2 separate regions of the Homo sapiens genome follow, and region 2 is linked to region 1. A link is a loop called in an ENCODE intact Hi-C map of the cell type or tissue named here. Cell type or tissue: breast epithelium. All regions are shown on one strand. Links, peaks and the distances in the headings refer to the core of each region. The heading gives the core; the rest is flanking DNA. Region 1 has its middle 13 kb from the start of CCNI. Region 2 overlaps SEPTIN11 (septin 11).

Region 1 (8,338 bases), core at 39-8,038:
ACTGCTGATTTTAACTAACCATCTGATGCTCACCCTCCCTTTTGCGGTTTCCACAAAACAACTGACCAGAATATGGATATAACCATAAAACTAGCTCCCAATCCTTTCACTCTGTTTTACACTCTATTATGAGGTCTCGGCCCCCATTTACTCTGCAAGTCTGGTTCTGCTTTTTCTTCTAGCTTATCAGAACTTTTGCTCTACTGGTTTTCTAGATTCTGCTTCCTGTTCTCTCCTAATAGGGTGTATGCATAGATTTATAATCCAGATCACTTTTGAGTGGCCTCATAACATTCTCCAGCCCACTCCCAATTACGTGTTTTCTCCTGCTGTTTCAAGTGGTCCAAAACAACAGTCTGGGACCAATGTGACTTTAAATTCTGAGGCACCAAGAAAAATATTAAGGTTTCCTGTTCTATGTTAGCTACAGAGAGAAATCTCTCCAGCATCAAGGTTGAAATAGCTTTTCTTTTATGCACTGCCTGCAAAGAAATGAAGCTTGAACAATATTTATACCTTTTGAATCTCCTAGTCCAGATGGTCTACAAACTGGGTCCTTTAGTTCTCACCTACATTTCTGTCATCTTTACTAAATTCACATTGCACTTTGGTAGAAGGGATATCTAAAAGTAAGCCTTGAAATAAGGCCTCAAAGAGAAAGAAAAAGTTAAAGTTAAGAAAGACTAAATAGGAGAGAATATACAATAAAGAAAAAAAGTATACATATATATGCATATATATTTTTGAGATGGAGTCTTGCTCTGTCGCCCAGGCTGGAGTGCAGTGGCACGATCTCGGCTCACTATGTCCTCCACCTCTGGGGTTCAAGCGATTCTCCTACCTCAGCTTCCCAAGTAGCTGGGACCTCAGGCGCCCACCATCACGCCCAGCTAATTTTGAATTTTTAGTAGAGATGGGGTTTCGCCATGTTGGCCAGCTGACCTCAGGTGATCCACCTGCCTTGGCCTCCCAAAGTGCTGGGATTACAGGCGTGAGCCACCACACCTGGCCAAAGAAAAATATTTTTGAAATCTAAGTCATTATATTGAAATACATGAAATGGCTGGGTGAGGTGGCTCATATCTGTAATCCCAATATTTTGGGGGGCCAAAGCAGGAGGATCATTTCAGGCCAAGAGTTCAAGACCAGCCTGGGCAGCATAGCGAGACCCCATCTCTACAAAAATTAGCATGTTCCTGTAGTCCCAGCTACTTGGGAAGCTGAGGTGGAAGGATCACTTGAGACCAGGAGGTCAAGATTGCAGTGAGCCAAGATTGTGCCACTGCACTCCAGCCTGGGCGACAGAGAGCAACCCTGTCTCTCCACCCCAAAAAAAGAAAAAAGAGATATGTAAAATGTATAAAAAATGATTAATTACTAAAAATATGTGGACCAAAAGGAAAAGTATTGAAAGGAAAAAACATCCAATTTGTCATGTGTCAAAATAAGGTTGAAAATCAAGCATGATAGGCAAATATTCCAACACACGTTCCCTAAAGAAATTAAACTATTCTATAGGACACCCACCCCACCTCATTCCTGCTGCCAGTATCAGATGATGAAGGTCAAATCTCTTAGAGAGCCACTGGTTAATTTTCATAAATCCAACAAAATGGCATTCAAGGACCTTTGCAGTCTGAACTGTAAATTGTCATTGTTGTATAAGGTAGTAAGACAGTTAATTTCATGTGTGAACTTGTCTGAGCCACAGTGCTCAGATACTTGGTAAAACATCATTCTGGAGTTTCTGAGTAGATGTTTTTAATTTTATTATTTTTTTTAATGGATGAGATTAACGTTTAAATCAGAATAATTTGAGTAAAGCGTTACCTTTTATAAGAGTAGGTGTCATCCAATCAGCTGAAGATCTTAATAGAACACTGATCTCCCCTGAGCAAGAAGGAATTCAGCTAGCAGACTGATTATGGCCTCGAAACTGCCACTCTTCCCTGGGTCTCCAGCCTAGACTGCAGATCTTGGATTTACCAAGCCTCCACAATTGCATGAGCCAATTCCTTAAAATAAATCTCTCTCTCTCTCTGTCTCTCTCTCTCTCTGTCTCTCTCTCTCTCTCTCTCTCTCTCTCTCCACACACAGGCACACCCACCCTCCCTGTTGGCTATGTTTCTCAGGAGAACCCCAACATAGAGATAAAATCAAATATTCTATAATCAGAAATATGGTTTCAGGCCCTGGATCTGCCATCTACTAATTGTATATATTGGGAAAATTACTTTATTTTGGGAGGCCAAGGTGGGTGCATCACCTGAGGTCAGGAGTTCGAGACCAGCCTGGCCAACATGGTGAAACCCCATCTCTACTAAAAATACAAAATTAGCTGGGCATGGTGGTGCATGCCTGTAATCCCAGCTACTTGGGAGGCTGAGGCAGAATAGCTCGAACGGGAGGCAGAGGTTGCAGCGAGCCAAGATCGTGCCATTGCACTCCAGCCTGGGCAACAAAAGCGAGACTCCATCACAAAAAACAAACAAACAAGCAAAGAAATAACATGGGAATAAGTGAGGCTGAGTGTGGTGGTGTACACCTGTAGTCCCAGCACTTTGGGAGGCTGAGGTGGGAGGACTGCTTGAGACCAGGAGTTTGAGACCAGCCAGGGCAACACAGTGAGACTGTCTCTACAAAAGACATTAGCTGGGCTCCTGCTTGAGCCCAGGAGTTGAGGCTGCAGTGAGCCATAATCACACCACTGCACTCAGGCGCAGGCAACAGAGCAAGACCTTGTCTCCAAATAGTAATGATAATAATGGTAATAAAATAAAATGGGAAGAAGTAATCACCTTAATTCTCTAGCCATGCTAGAGTGCATTCTATGTAATTCTCTTATTATCTCTATTCCTTTGTTTCCGCTACACCCTTTGCCTATCGTATCTGTTCTTGTCTACTTAGATAACCCTTACTTTTCTTTCCATACCTGTGGCAGTTTTAAAAATAGGTCCATGAATTATTTGATACTCTTCAAGTTTAATTCCTCTCCCATTCAGTATAGCCTGGACTTAGTGAGTTGCTTCTACTGAACAGAATATGGCAGCAGTTGCAGCTTCTATCTTGTCTCTCTCTGCCCTCCCCCACCATCACTTGTTACATGTGAAGCCAGCTGCCTGATCTTGGACAGCCCTATGGAGAGACCTAGTGCAAGGAACTGAAGCCTCTGCCAACAGCCACTGAACTGGGTGGCAGATTCTCCAATCCCTCCATGACTTCAGCCCCAGTCAACAAGCTCATTGAAATGTTACAGTAGATAGCTAGTCAGACATGAGCAGAGCAGGAGAGAGGCTCCCACAACAGGAATGTCAGGCAACCATCAGGTGATGGTCAGGCCGTTATTAAACTGTCTCTCTAAAATAATAATTGGTTGCAGCCAGTGCCAGGGAAAGAAAGTCTCCCAATAAACAGAAACACCAGAAACTTAGCAGCTTCCCAATAAGATCTCAGGAATTGGGCAAGTGGGCTCAAGCATGCACATTAAGAGGCAAAATGGCAGTTTAACTGATACATGACCTTCTATAAACATTTGACTGGTAAGGAAGAACACCTCAAGCGAGCATGCATACAATGCCAGTGAACACACTGAGCATGCTCCCCTCCCTAGCTCTGGCAGGCCACTGTGCGTGCAGACAGCCCACCCCAAGGAAGAATCAGGGGAGAAGGGACACAAGACCCCAGAAGCATGCCAACATACAAAGCCCTAAGTCAAAAAGTCAAACCGCACATTTCATCTCTCAAGTCGCCCACTTGAGCCTCTTCCAAGTGTACTTCCTTTCATTCCTATTCTAAAGATTTTTAATAAACTTTTTTTTTTTTTTTTGAGACAGAGCTTTGCTCATTGCCCAGGCTGGAGTGCATGGCGCAATCTCGGCTCACCGCAACCTCCACCTGCCGGGTTCAAGCGATTCTCCTGCCTCGGCCTCCTGAGTAGCTAGGATTACAGGCATGCACCACCACACCCGGCTAATTTTGTATTTTTTTTTTTTTTTTTTTTTTTTTAGTAGAGACGGGGTTTCTCCATGTTGGTCAGGCTGGTCTTGAACTCCCCACCTTAGGTGATACGCCCGCCTTGGCCTCCCAAAGTGCTGGAATTACAGGCATGAAACACTGCGCCCAGCCTGATTTTTAATAAACTTTCACTCCTGCTCTAAAACTTGCCTCAGTCTCTACCTTTGCCTTATGCCCCTCAGTCAAATTCTTTCTTCTGAGGAGGCAAGAATTGAGGTTGCTGCAGACCTGTGTGGATTTGCCACCACTAACAGTAACCTCATGAAAGATGCTGAGCCAGAACCACCCAGCTAGAGCTCTTGAGCCTCAGAAACTGTATGAGATAATACATATTTGTTGTTTTAAGCAGCTATATTTTGAGGTAGTTTGTTACACAGCAAATCATTAATACCTCACATACTCAAGCCTAGCACATAAAGACCTCTTGCAATAGTTAAGCTAAAAATGAGGGTTTCCTATGTGTCACACATTGTTCTAAGCCTTTTGCAAATATTATCCCACTTAATTGTCATAAAGACTCTAGGAGATACATCATTACCTCCATTTTACAGACGACGAAACAGGTCAAGTTATAGAAAGCTGAGTTGGCCATGCATAGGCCTACTCAGTAGGCCATAATAGGCCTGTAATCCTAACATTTTGGGAGACCAAGGTGGGTGGATCCCTTGAGCCCAGGAGTTTGAGATTAGCTTGGGCAACATGGTGAAACTCCGTCTCTACCAAAAATACAAAAATTATCTGGGCATGGTGGCACAGACCTATAGTCCCAGCTACTCCGGAGGCTGAGGTGGGAGGATCACTTGAACCCAGGAAGTTGAGACTGCATTCCAGGCTGGATGACAGAGCCAGACCCTGTCTCAAAAAACAAAAAACAAACAAACAAAAAAAACAACAACAAAAAGCTGAGTAACTTGCCTCAAGGTCACACGGCTAGCAAATGTTGCTCAATTAAAGAATGAATAATTACGTTTCTTATTAGCAGGTCTATATTTCATTCACCTTAGAATCTCTTTTAGTGCCTAACCCAGCATGCAACTGGGACTCAAATATCTGTTAAATCACTATCTCATAATAAAGGCAGCTTAGTCCATCTTGAATTAATTTTTGCATAAGGTGTAAGGAAGGGATCCAGTTTCAGCTTTCTACATATGGCTAGCCAGTTTTCCCAGCACCATATATTAAATAGGGAATCCTTTCCCCATTTCTTGTTTTTGTCAGGTTTGTCAAAGATCAGATAGTTGTAGATATGTGGCATTATTTCTGAGGGCCCTGTTCTGTTCCTTTGGTCTATATCTCTGTTTTGGTACCAGTACCATGTTGTTTTGGTTACTGTAGCCTTGTGGTATAGTTTGAAGTCAGGTAGTGTGATGCCTCCAGCTTTGTTCTTTTGGCTTAGGATTGACTTGGCAATGCGGGCTCTTTTTTGGTTCCATATGAACTTTAAAGTAGTTTTTTCCAATTCTGTGAAGAAAGTCATTGGTAGCTTGATGGGGATGGCATTGAATCTATAAATTACCTTGGGCAGTATGGCCATTTTCACGATATTGATTCTTCCTACCCACGAGCATGGAATGTTCTTTCATTTGTTTGTATCCTCTTTTATTTCATTGAGCAGTGGTTTGTAGTTCTCCTTGAAGAGGTCCTTCACATCCCTTGTAAGATGGATTCCTAGGTATTTTATTCTCTTTAAAGCAATTGTGAATGGGAGTTCACTCATGATTTGGCTCTCTGTTTTCCTGTTATTGGTGTATAAGAATGCTTGTGATTTTTGCACATTGATTTTGTATGCTGAGACTTTGCTGAAGTTGCTTATCAGCTTAAGGAGATTTTGGGCTGAGACGATGGGGTTTTCTAGATATACAATCATGTCATCTGCAAAAAGGGACAATTTGACTTCCTCTTTTCCTAATAGGATTAAAGACTTAAATGTTAGACCTAAAACCATAAAAACCCTAGAAGAAAACCTAGGCAATACCATTCAGGACATAGGCATGGACAAGGACTTCATGTCTAAAACACCAAAAGCAATGGCAACAAAAACCAAAATTGACAGATGGGATCTAATTAAACTAAAGAGCTTCTACACAGCAAAAGAAACTACCATCAGAGTGAACAGGCAACCTACAGAATGAGATCAAATTTTTGTAATCTACTCATCTGTCAAAGGGCTACTATCCAGAATCTACAATGAACTCAAACAAATTTACAAGAAAAAAACAAACAACCCCATCAAAAAGTGGGCGAAGGATATGAACAGACACTTCTCAAAAGAAGACATTTATGCAGCCAAAAGACACATGAAAAAATGCTCATCATCACTGGCCATCAGAGAAATGCAAATCAAAACCACAATGAGATACCATCTCACACCAGTTGCAATGGCGATCATTAAAAAGTCAGGAAACAACAGGTGCTGGAGAGGATATGGAGAAATAGGAACACTTTTACACTGTTGGTGGGACTGTAAACTAGTTCAACCATTGTGGAAGACAGTGTGGCGATTCCTCAGGGATCTAGAACTAGAAATACCATTTGACCCAGCCATCCCATTACTGGGTATATACCCAAAGGATTATAAATCATGTTGCTATAAAGACACATGCACAGGTATGTTTATTGCGGCACTATTCACAATAGCAGACTTGGAACCAACCCAAATGTCCAACAATGATAGACTGGATTAAGAAAATGTGGCACATATACACCATGGAATACTATGCAGCCATAAAAAATGATGAGTTCATGTCCTTTGTAGTGACATGGGTGAAGCTGGAAACCATCATTCTCAGCAAACTATCGCAAGGACAAAAAACCAAACACCACATGTTCTCACTCATAGGTGGGAACTGAACAATGAGAACACGTGGACACAGGAAGGGGAACATCACACACCGGGGCCTGTTCTGGGATCGGGGTGGGGGGAGGGATAGCATTAGGAGATATACCTAATGTTAAATGACGAGATAATGGGTGCAGCACACCAACATGGCACATGTATACATATGTGACAAACCTGCACGTTGTGCACATGTACCCTAAAACTTAAAGTATAAAAGAAAAGGCAGCTTAGTTTTTCAAGAATGAAGTCTTAGAAACCCTGATTGTGTATTATTTATTTATTTATTTATTTACTTTGAGACGAGTCTTACTCTGTCATCCATGTTAGAGTGCAGTGGCGAGATCTCTGCTCACTGCAACCTCTACCTCCCAGGTTCAAGTGATCCTCCCACCTCAGCCGCCTCAGACCCCCGAGTAGCTGGGACTACAGGCAGGCACCACCACCCCAGCTAATTTTTTGTATTTTTGGTAGAGACAAGGTTTCACCATGTTGCCCAGGTTGGTCTCCAACACCTGAGCTCAAACAATCCTCCTGCTTTGGCCTCCCAAAGTGCTGGGATTACAGGCATGAGCCACTGCTCCTGGCTTGATTGTGGATAATTTAAATTGACTCCCAAAACATAATTCTTTTCCTTTACTGAGAAGAAATAAGTGTTATAGTAAACATATGTGTGAGGAGACTAAAATAAAACTTGGAGGATTTTTACCCTTCTCTACACATCTTCCCCCGCAAGTGCTTGATAAGTGTGTGTTGATAGTCTGATTACATGCTGAATTTGGTGGTTCCTGCTTCTGTTAAATAAAAATTACAGGAGGCCATTGTTTTGGACTAAGCTCCTGCACTAGGCCCCAACGGACTAGACTAAAAATCAAAACAGTCACCCATGCTGAAGTTTCATGTCACCAAACTAAGTTGTTATCTGAGAAATCAGGAGAGAGAGGTAACAGCTAATCTTCCAAACAGGCCAGTTTTAATCTGCGTGATAATAAAGTCCTCCCTGGTTTAGTTTATTTTCATATTTATTTTTTAAGAGATGCGTTTCATTACCTTCCCCAGACTGACCTTGATCTCCTGAACTCAAGGAATCCTCCTGCCTCAGCCTCCCAAGTAGCTGGGATTACAGTGTGTGCATTCTACCACTCCCAAGAAAATTCCCTCTGTTGTAATCCTTAACCCCAAATAACTTGATGTTAACCAATCAGTCATTTTTCTACTGTTCTCTCTGTTCCTGCTTTACAAGGAAAGCGACTTTGAAATGACCAGTTCTTTCTTTGTTTCTGCTTCAGTCCTTCTCTGCCTATAAAGCCAACCTCTTCTACTCAGCTCACTGGGACAGTTAAATTGTATTTTATGGAATAAATAATAAATAATAAAATAAGTGTTGCCTGATTCTAGAATTTGCAGTAAAGCCAGTTGAGGTCTTTAAATTTGCTGTAACTTTGTCCTTTGACAATTCAAAACAGTTCTGGAAAAGAGTAAAATGAT
Region 2 (8,338 bases), core at 321-8,320, 52 kb after region 1:
TCACTTATATGTAGTGATGACAGTAGTCTCACACAACAGGAACTACATGTTTAACTTGCAAAACTGATGTCATGCTCTGGCATCAGCTGGTAAGGAGCTGCTATTCCTTTCCCACTCCACTGGTCACATTACTAGCAGATTTCTGTCCTTACAGATTATAGTGTAGAATGAAGGGGATGGCTTTTGATGCTGACATTTTGATCATTTAATGGCTCACATGTATCTGACTTTACTTACATTTACTTAGTTTCTAAGTAAAGAAAGCAGCTTGCCAACTTGTTCATCCAATTGCTCTAAATAATCTCTTTCCAGGAATCAAGTGATTCAAGAGGCAGGGACTGTTGCTTCTTCATTTCACTGTCTAAAGGAACCATATGTTACCATTCTTATTCAGAGGGGAACACTCCTGAGGATCTTGATTAAAGGCAACTCATGCCACCAACGGTATTTCTATGATCTACCTACTATGGAGCTGAAAAGTAAAGATGGAAATAAGCCTATCTACAAACAGGTAATGAAATTGAAAGATAACAAAATATATGTCCATGCTTTATAATACATACGATTTGAAAATTGTCCCTTCACTATGAAAACTGCCCCCAAGAAGTGACTGCTAACTAAAGTAATCTAGCCCTGAATCTGACTCATCACAAACAGGTCAGCATTAGAAATCAGAGGCTTACTCAACTGGCAGAAGTATGTGTTTGGATATGGATGTTATTTTAAGTGATCAAGTCTGAATGCTTTGATTCTCAGCAGGTTTTTTTGCAGATATTGTAGAGAAATCCACCTAGGTAACTCTGAGAAGACAATGTGAATCAGAACCATTGTTAATGATGCTGTTATCTGGGAGAAGAGACATGTACTTGTTTGGGGTTCATTTCCCATGGTCCAAGACATATGGGTCTTGGTAAAAAGCTGTGGACACAAGGTACAGAGCTTCACAACAAATAAAAAGGCAGGGATGGGCCAGTAAGTTATTTTAAGGTATCTTTAAATATAAATTGAACCCCAGAGGCAGAAAAGTCATCTACCCAACACCGGCACATTTTAAACATGATTAGGATTTGTAGGTCAAAATCCCGTAACAAAAAAGGGAAGTTTTTGGTTGTTTCCAAAACAAGGAAAGCATGTTAAACAGAATCTTGTGACTTAAACTTCACTCAAGTGAGCTTAAAACTGGCATAATTTTGATACCAAAAGTAAGCTGAATAACCAATACAAAAAACAGAACTAACTGGAGTTTTTCTCCCCCAAAACATAGTCCCAAATCCAAAACAACTTATATAAGGGATGCAAGTAACAGAAAAAGTCAAATAAAACAACAGTGGTTCCTGAATTTAAAGGAAGGATGCCCACTTCTCTCTCTCTCAAGAGGCAGATGGTCAGCTGAAAAATAAAAACATTGTATCAATAGAACACTCCAAAGAAAAAAAATTGCAGCCATCTCTGTTCATGCAATATCAAATGATTTTTTTTTTTTAAAAACCCCAAACACCAAAACAACCCATAAAACTAACAAAAGGAAGGAAAATGTTGCTCGGATCTTATGACCTGACGGTTGAGGATCCTGATCAGGCTGTTCAGAATGTGGCTCATGGGACAGAAAGGACAGGAGTTACCATGAGATCAAGTTTGTGGGCCCTGGGTGTGGTGGCCCCCTCAGGTTAGGGTACACGCTGTCTTCAGTCCATCAGTTCTTGGATCAGCAGCTTCAAGAACATGATAGTTCTAAGCAAGGGGATCCCAGCACAAGACCTTGGGTCTTGGCCCACGTTTTCTGTTTCAGTCAATTTCCTTTTTCCTTTTTAATTAATATTATTGAATATGACTATTTTTGGTAGTGGTAAGTCACTTCAGTATCCACTATGGGCAGACATTGACAAGTACAAACAGCAGTGCAATATTTGACCCAGACTTTAAAAGAACAGGAGGCGATGGTGGAAATGAGGTAACTCTTCCCCAACACGTGTGAACAGACAGCTCCTGCTCTTCTAATGCTCTATGTCCATTAGGAGAGAGTAGGGCTTGTCAACAGGATGGTTACATAAAGAAGAAGCTACAGAAGAGAAAAAAGAAAGGTTCAGATTCAAATTTGATTCTTAATGGCTTAAGAAAAGAAAAGGAGCTTCTCTACAACAAGCTGTGAAAGAACAGCAGTGTGTCAGTTAATGGGGTGACTTCCTCGAGCTCGACGGGAGGGTGAGCAGCAGCAGGGAAGAGGAGGCCAGTGAAGAAGACGATGCCTCAGCTGGGCACCAAGGCACATGAATTGGCAGGGTGGACAGGGACAGGCATGGGGGAAAAAGGGTGATAACATGATATGTGAAGTACAGGACACCACATGGCACGTATCTTTGAGAAACTGGTGTAACCCAGACGGCAGCCATTTGAAGTCTACCACACGAGGCAGGAAAGCATGAGACTCTTATCCCTATTTCTTTTATCCAGTAAGCACGTGTACATATGCAAACCAAGCAGTGACTAAAAAGAACTCACAAAAAAGGGCACACAAATAATGTTTGGGTAAAAATATATTTTCCCCCGCTTTATGTCTTGGCACTAGTGATATATGCATAGATTATCTGTTCACCACTCTCCTACCTTAACAGATGCCAAATTACCAAGCATGTTGCTAAGTGATCACTTTCATATTTGAAAAAATGATATGCTTCACATCAATACAATTACTTTAGTTTAAAAAAGACAAATGTCTAACATGCAGCTTACATATATGACAATTCTGCATTAACAATGAAAGTAGATTACACGACAGTTTTAGAAAACACATTGGTTATTTTCAAACAGCAAAATGACAAGGATCTACAACTACAGTTTAAGGCATATCAGCATATTTTAAAATTAAGAAATAGACAAAGTTCTAATGCTGTTCACAGCTTTTCAATTTATTTAAAAAATTCCCTTCATACCTACATACAAACTAGACTTTGTAGGTCTTAATTCCCACTAAAGAATGTGTCCTGTCAGTGGAACCAGGACTTTTCGAAGCTGAGACCTGACAATTCCAGACTCTTGCAAATGGCAAAGCAAAGGGGTGGGAATGGACAGTTTTTGTAGGACCACACAGAGACAGCAGGACGTGGGTCGGTAACAGCTGAAAAACCTCACCCAATAGTTTGTATGTGAAACAGTCATGGAAATGTCAAGAAAGCAAGGAAACCAAGTCTGTTCATTTGAGGTGCACAAGATGTGGATTGTGTGTGTTACTGCTGGTGAGTCACAAAGCAGAGAAGGAAGATAAGTAATCTGTGCCCACTGTTACATTAAATAATTCCCATTGTTGAAATGCCCTTTTTGGAGAAAACCTTAACCAATTAATAAAGAGCCTAAGTTGGGAAAACACAATCTGAACTGCCAATAAATTCTCATCAATGCTTTTCCATCACATTCTACAGTACATGTGTTATGGAGATCTAAAGTTCAGAAGAAGCAAAAAGATGGTATTATGTTTGAACAAAAGATATGGGGTAAGGCCAGCTAGTTATGTAGGCCCCTCAATCCCCAAAAAAGAGGTGGCCACTGTCAGCAGTTAGCACCAGGGAGAGACCATTAAACTAAGATTAAAAAATTAAGTGGTCATAAAGGCATCCTAGCATAAAAATTTTTCTCTTGGTTTTCTCTAGTAGAAGATGGTAATTTCTCATTCTGGCTTTATTTGCCTTGCCAGAATCAAGGGCCCTCTGAGCTATCCAATGATGCCCATGAGGCTATGTAGAGCACAGGCAGGGATTAATAATTTCTTTTTTTTTTTTGGAGAGTCTCACTTCATCACCCAGGTTGGAATGCAGTGGTGCAATCTTGGCTCACTGCAACCTCCATCTCCCAAGTTCAAGCAATTCTCCTGACTTAGCCTCCCAAGTAGCTGGGACTACAGGCACGTGCCACCACGCCTGGCTAATTTTTGTATTTTTTGTAGAGACGGGGTTTCACCGTGTTCGCCAAGGTGGTCTTGAACTCCAGGCCTCAAGTGATCTGCCCACCTCGGCCTCTCAAAGTGCTGGGATTACAGGCATGAGCCACCACACCTGGCCTGGATTAGTAATTTCGGATTTCCAAATTCAGGTCAAGAAGTGGAATTTATTATGTGGTTCTTGTGAAAAAAATATAAATGTGGCCTTTTAAATATATTTAGTCTTTTTTTTAAACAAAGGCTACTCAAACCATTACCTTCCTGCCCCCCTTGAAAAGAAAAAAAAAATCTATCCATCCCATTTGCTTTCTCTAATTTTGAAAAGTCAGAAAGATCTCAAAGGTTTCTTACTACCGTACTTACATGCAAAGGCGAAAGCACATCCAATTAGATTTGAGGGTATCATTTATTCCGTGCAGAGCCAAGGACTACTGTGAAAAAAAGGCATAGATACAGAAAGAAAAAAGAAAAGCAGCAATAACAAACTAAACAGGGCTAGGGAGCAGTGGCAGAAAAAAGTTCAGAAGCAATACATTTTTTAAAAAAAAAAGCTTCTATTTGTTTCTTTTGACTTTTTATTCCCTGACTCGCCATATGATTTATTTTGCTGGGAAAAATTTAATGCAAAAAAGTCAATCCAATCAATAATCTTGGAATCAAAAAGTCAGCTGGATGCCTTTCGTTGTTATGCTCATTTTAAAAAAATTTTAGTGATGCAAGAGACAATTTAAAAGTGTACTTTCTGTACAAGCCACAAAAATGCTCACACAAGCGGTGGTTGGAACAAGCATACAACACAAATATTCAAGCTTTTGTCTGATGCACAGCCTATGAGCAAATTCAGCCCATGGTTTGAATCAACATGCCAGCTACTATTTGGCTGCTCCACAGTTAGCTCCAGACTAGAATTATTTAAAAAAACAAAAGCAAAAACAAGAATGTTGGTCCAGTAGCTCCTAAACCTGTGAAGACTATGACTACTGCTGTGTCTAGTGTGTAGTTTCTATTCCAGCTTTGTTTAGGCTTCCATGAAACTAATTTCCTTACTTTGCTTAATTAAGCATAATCAGTTCATGGAAGACCATTCCTTCTTTCCTCTAAGTATGGTTGAGGACAAAGAAAAGGAGAAAAAATCTTTGCTGAAATCAAAATGGAGACTTGCTCATTCAAAAAAGAAAGTGTGTGTCAGGGGAGACGCAGCATATTCTATCCTATTTACTTAATCTCTAACCAGTGAGGAAAATGCAGAGGGGCAGTGGGTTCATGAGAAATGTTATCCTTTCTACATGTAGAGAGAAAGCTGGGAGGATCTTGTTAGTAGAGGGGAAAAAACAATCACACAGATGAAAGGATAAGCATCAGAAAGGAGCAGTATAGAAAAGAGATTAAATATGCACTCTTCCATACAAATTAGGCATTTAGTACAGGTTCTGGCATATGGGCCAGTTCTAATCCCTGATGAGGCAAGGGCCTTAGACAAAGAGCAGGTGGAGCTAGCCAAGGTGAGGAAAATTCCAGACAATGATTTGAGACTTCAGCTGTTCTATTTCTTCTTTCTTTTATTGCCAAATACTGAAAGGAGACTAAGCAAGGAAGCTGGATATGAAATGTCTACCTTCTTGACTTACGGGTCATGTTGTGGTCCTTCCTATTTCCACCTTAAAATTGACAAGGCCTCGCTCAAATTTGTGCTACCAATGATACAGAGTTTATAGCAAATTTTCTAAGGGAAGTATCTGTGGAAATTTTCTCATGATTCATGAAAAATGTTATTAGAAGTACAAGTATCCTGGAATCAGTCATCAGGTCCTCCCTCTAAGCCCACTGGGAACAAACTGAGGTGTGTTTATGAAAGATTCCTTACTGTTAGTGGTAAGCAGGCTGTAGAAAGCCCATCATCCTTAGAAGAAGATTCTTCTACTAAGCAATGTTACATGATCCAACCTTTAAGACCTCTATCTGTGAGAGGATCAAGGATGCACCAGTAAATGTGAACTAATCATAGTTTTCTCATACCAGTCTACTCCAACTTGGCCAGGATTGAAGGCAGGCATTCAGATGCAGTTTCAAACCATGAGAGGAGACAGTCTGAACAGACCCACAAGCTCAGGCCAAATAATGTTATTGATTAAAATGAAAATGTCATGCAAGGGTAAAAATAAAATATAATGCTTGCTCACCAGTCTGTCTACGTACAAATCTACCTTGGCTTAGGACAAGTGTGGAGAAAAGACAGTGAGTTCAGGGATTGTGCACTCATGGAGATGAATCATCAAGAAAATGCAAACTCTTGTCATGGCTATTCAGGTTTTTAGTTCAGCTGCTGAGGCGGTGAGAAGTTTTCATGTCAGACGTACAGGTAGCATTTTACCCCACTTTCCTCTGTCCAAAGCGACATACAAGTAACAGGCCTGCTTCGTGCTGCCATTCAGAACAGGCATAAAAAGCAAATCATTTACTTTCCGGAAACAGAGTCCAGCTGCACAGAGCATTCGCGGTTATTCCCTTGTTCTATCATTTTCTACCACCCAACAACATTCAGCAAAACGAGTTAATAATAGTTACTGGTGTTTGAGGAAGGGTAAAAAAATAAAATAAAATAAAATAAAACTAAAGAACACACATGGCAGAGATACGATATTACTGCAAAAGCAGGTGAATGCGGGAACATCCTTGGCTTGCCAGGCTTTATGTGAAGCTTGCACTGCAAGTTAAAAAACAAAACAAAAAAGTTAGAAATAATAATAAATTAAAAAGAAAGGAAAATTAGGAGCGACAGCACCAGCATTCAGTGATGGTGAATGCTCATGCAATGATTATGGAATTGACAGAAATTAAAACCAAAAATTTGAGAAGGCTACTCTACATGACAAGCCAAAGCAAAATTTAATACTGAATTAAAGACATATGGTTAGTTTCCATTTGTATGTAATTTAGAATTCACAAGTGACTTCTTGAAACCACTGCATGTCTAGTGGGAGGATTTACTGTTTGGCTTTTGTTTTCTCAAATAACACAAAACCATTATCTATTAGGTTTGGGTGTCCCATTAGTACTGAATAGGAGCTTCATTTTCCACTTCTGAGCTGCTGAAGGAGTCAGAGAATAAATATACAATAAATGCCTTTGTACAATTGACTTGAAGAAAAGGTCTAAAGCAGTTTAGGGATTGAAATTACATAGTGAATGGAGGACATGCTATTAATCTAGTTGGGTAGGGGGAAAAAAAGGACAATCACTGGAATGGTTACAGCTACAGCAATGCCAGGAGCTTTCCCCCTCTTTTAGGTACAAAGTAATGCCAAACCCACGGTCCACGTGTCTAATTTTAGGCAACTGCAAAACATGCAACCTTATTCCTTAGCAAGAATCAAAATGATTTTTTTTTAAAAGATGAGTGGATGGTTGGGTAAACTGTAGTTATTAGATGCCAAGTATGGTTTTAAAATGACGAATTTTAAAACTGTTTGCATCTTAACCAGCAAATGCCTGCTGGCAATTGTGCAGACAGTTTTCAGAAAAGAGGAACACTGTCCACTGACCAACTTACCCCTGGGCAGTCCCACCACTGTGGTATAGCCGCAAACAAGGAAAGTGACTTCGTGGCCAGAGATGGCAGAAGGTGGGGTCCAGCTAATGGCAGTGCCAGGGTTAGTTCTACTTTGCCTGTCATCTTAGGAAATGTTATACACTCTCATGCCACTACAGGTCAAGGAGAAGTATAAAGCCTTACCTACATTAAAAAAGGAGCGTGTCATTAGAACAGAAAAAAGAGAATTTAAAACTATTAGAAAAACTAAGTTAGGCTTGGAGGTGGAAGCATAGCAGGTAAATAAGTAAGCATCTGCCTTTTCATTTTCTACCTATAACAAAGTCAGTTCCTGAATGGCAACTCCCACATCTGTTCCAGCTATGCTAGGAGGCATCTTCCCAGCTCTTTTCAAAGTGCTGCTCTGTCTAGCCTGGCCACTGTCTTTCTGCGGTCCCTCTAACCAAAACACTCCACTACCACTGGCAGTAAGAGGTGTGATTTTTTTTTTTCTTGGACATTTCAGGCCTCCACTGGCAGTTGCTTTCACTGTACAAATGTAAAGTGTGGAAAAGGGTAAGGACCTAGAAAAAGTTATACAAAAAATATGTGCCATTGTCAGGTGCAAAACCTGGCGACTACTCTGAACCAAATTAAGTATAATATCCTTCAAAATAAATGAGAATATATAAATAAGCTAAAATAGAATCCACACAGGCTTCATAGAAACTTTGAAAGCATTACACATTGGTAAGGCCCCAGGATAGGAAGAAAATAACCTAACATGTTCAAAAGGGCAAGGAAAAACCTCCCTACACTGGGAAGTTTGTTACTAAATAAACTTTTCTAAAATGGAAGCACAATAATGATCAGCTCTT

Evidence for each region. A loop is a pair of places that touch in the nucleus more often than their neighbours do. Peaks named below come from ENCODE experiments on the same cell type or tissue, not always from the same donor. Only the 100,000 strongest peaks of a DNase experiment are listed, where the experiment ranks them.
Region 2: a loop joins it to region 1, with 19 times the contacts of the local background. A loop is called at or near these places in 4 of 110 quality-filtered maps.

The regions. Positions count from the first base shown.
Region 1 is chr4:77,084,866-77,093,203 of GRCh38, reverse strand. No RefSeq gene overlaps it. Among named protein-coding and RNA genes, the nearest start is that of CCNI, 13 kb to the right of the region's middle. In breast epithelium, for the core only: no CTCF peak of the experiment used is centred there; no DNase peak of the experiment used is centred there; H3K27ac peaks cover 548 bases.
Region 2 is chr4:77,032,794-77,041,131 of GRCh38, reverse strand. SEPTIN11 (septin 11) reads right to left here. Exons shown (of 10, transcript NM_018243.4): 10 at 2,517-6,635. The coding sequence ends at 6,620. Among named protein-coding and RNA genes, the nearest start is that of CCNI, 39 kb to the left of the region's middle. In breast epithelium, for the core only: no CTCF peak of the experiment used is centred there; a DNase peak (open chromatin) is centred at 4,791; H3K27ac peaks cover 768 bases.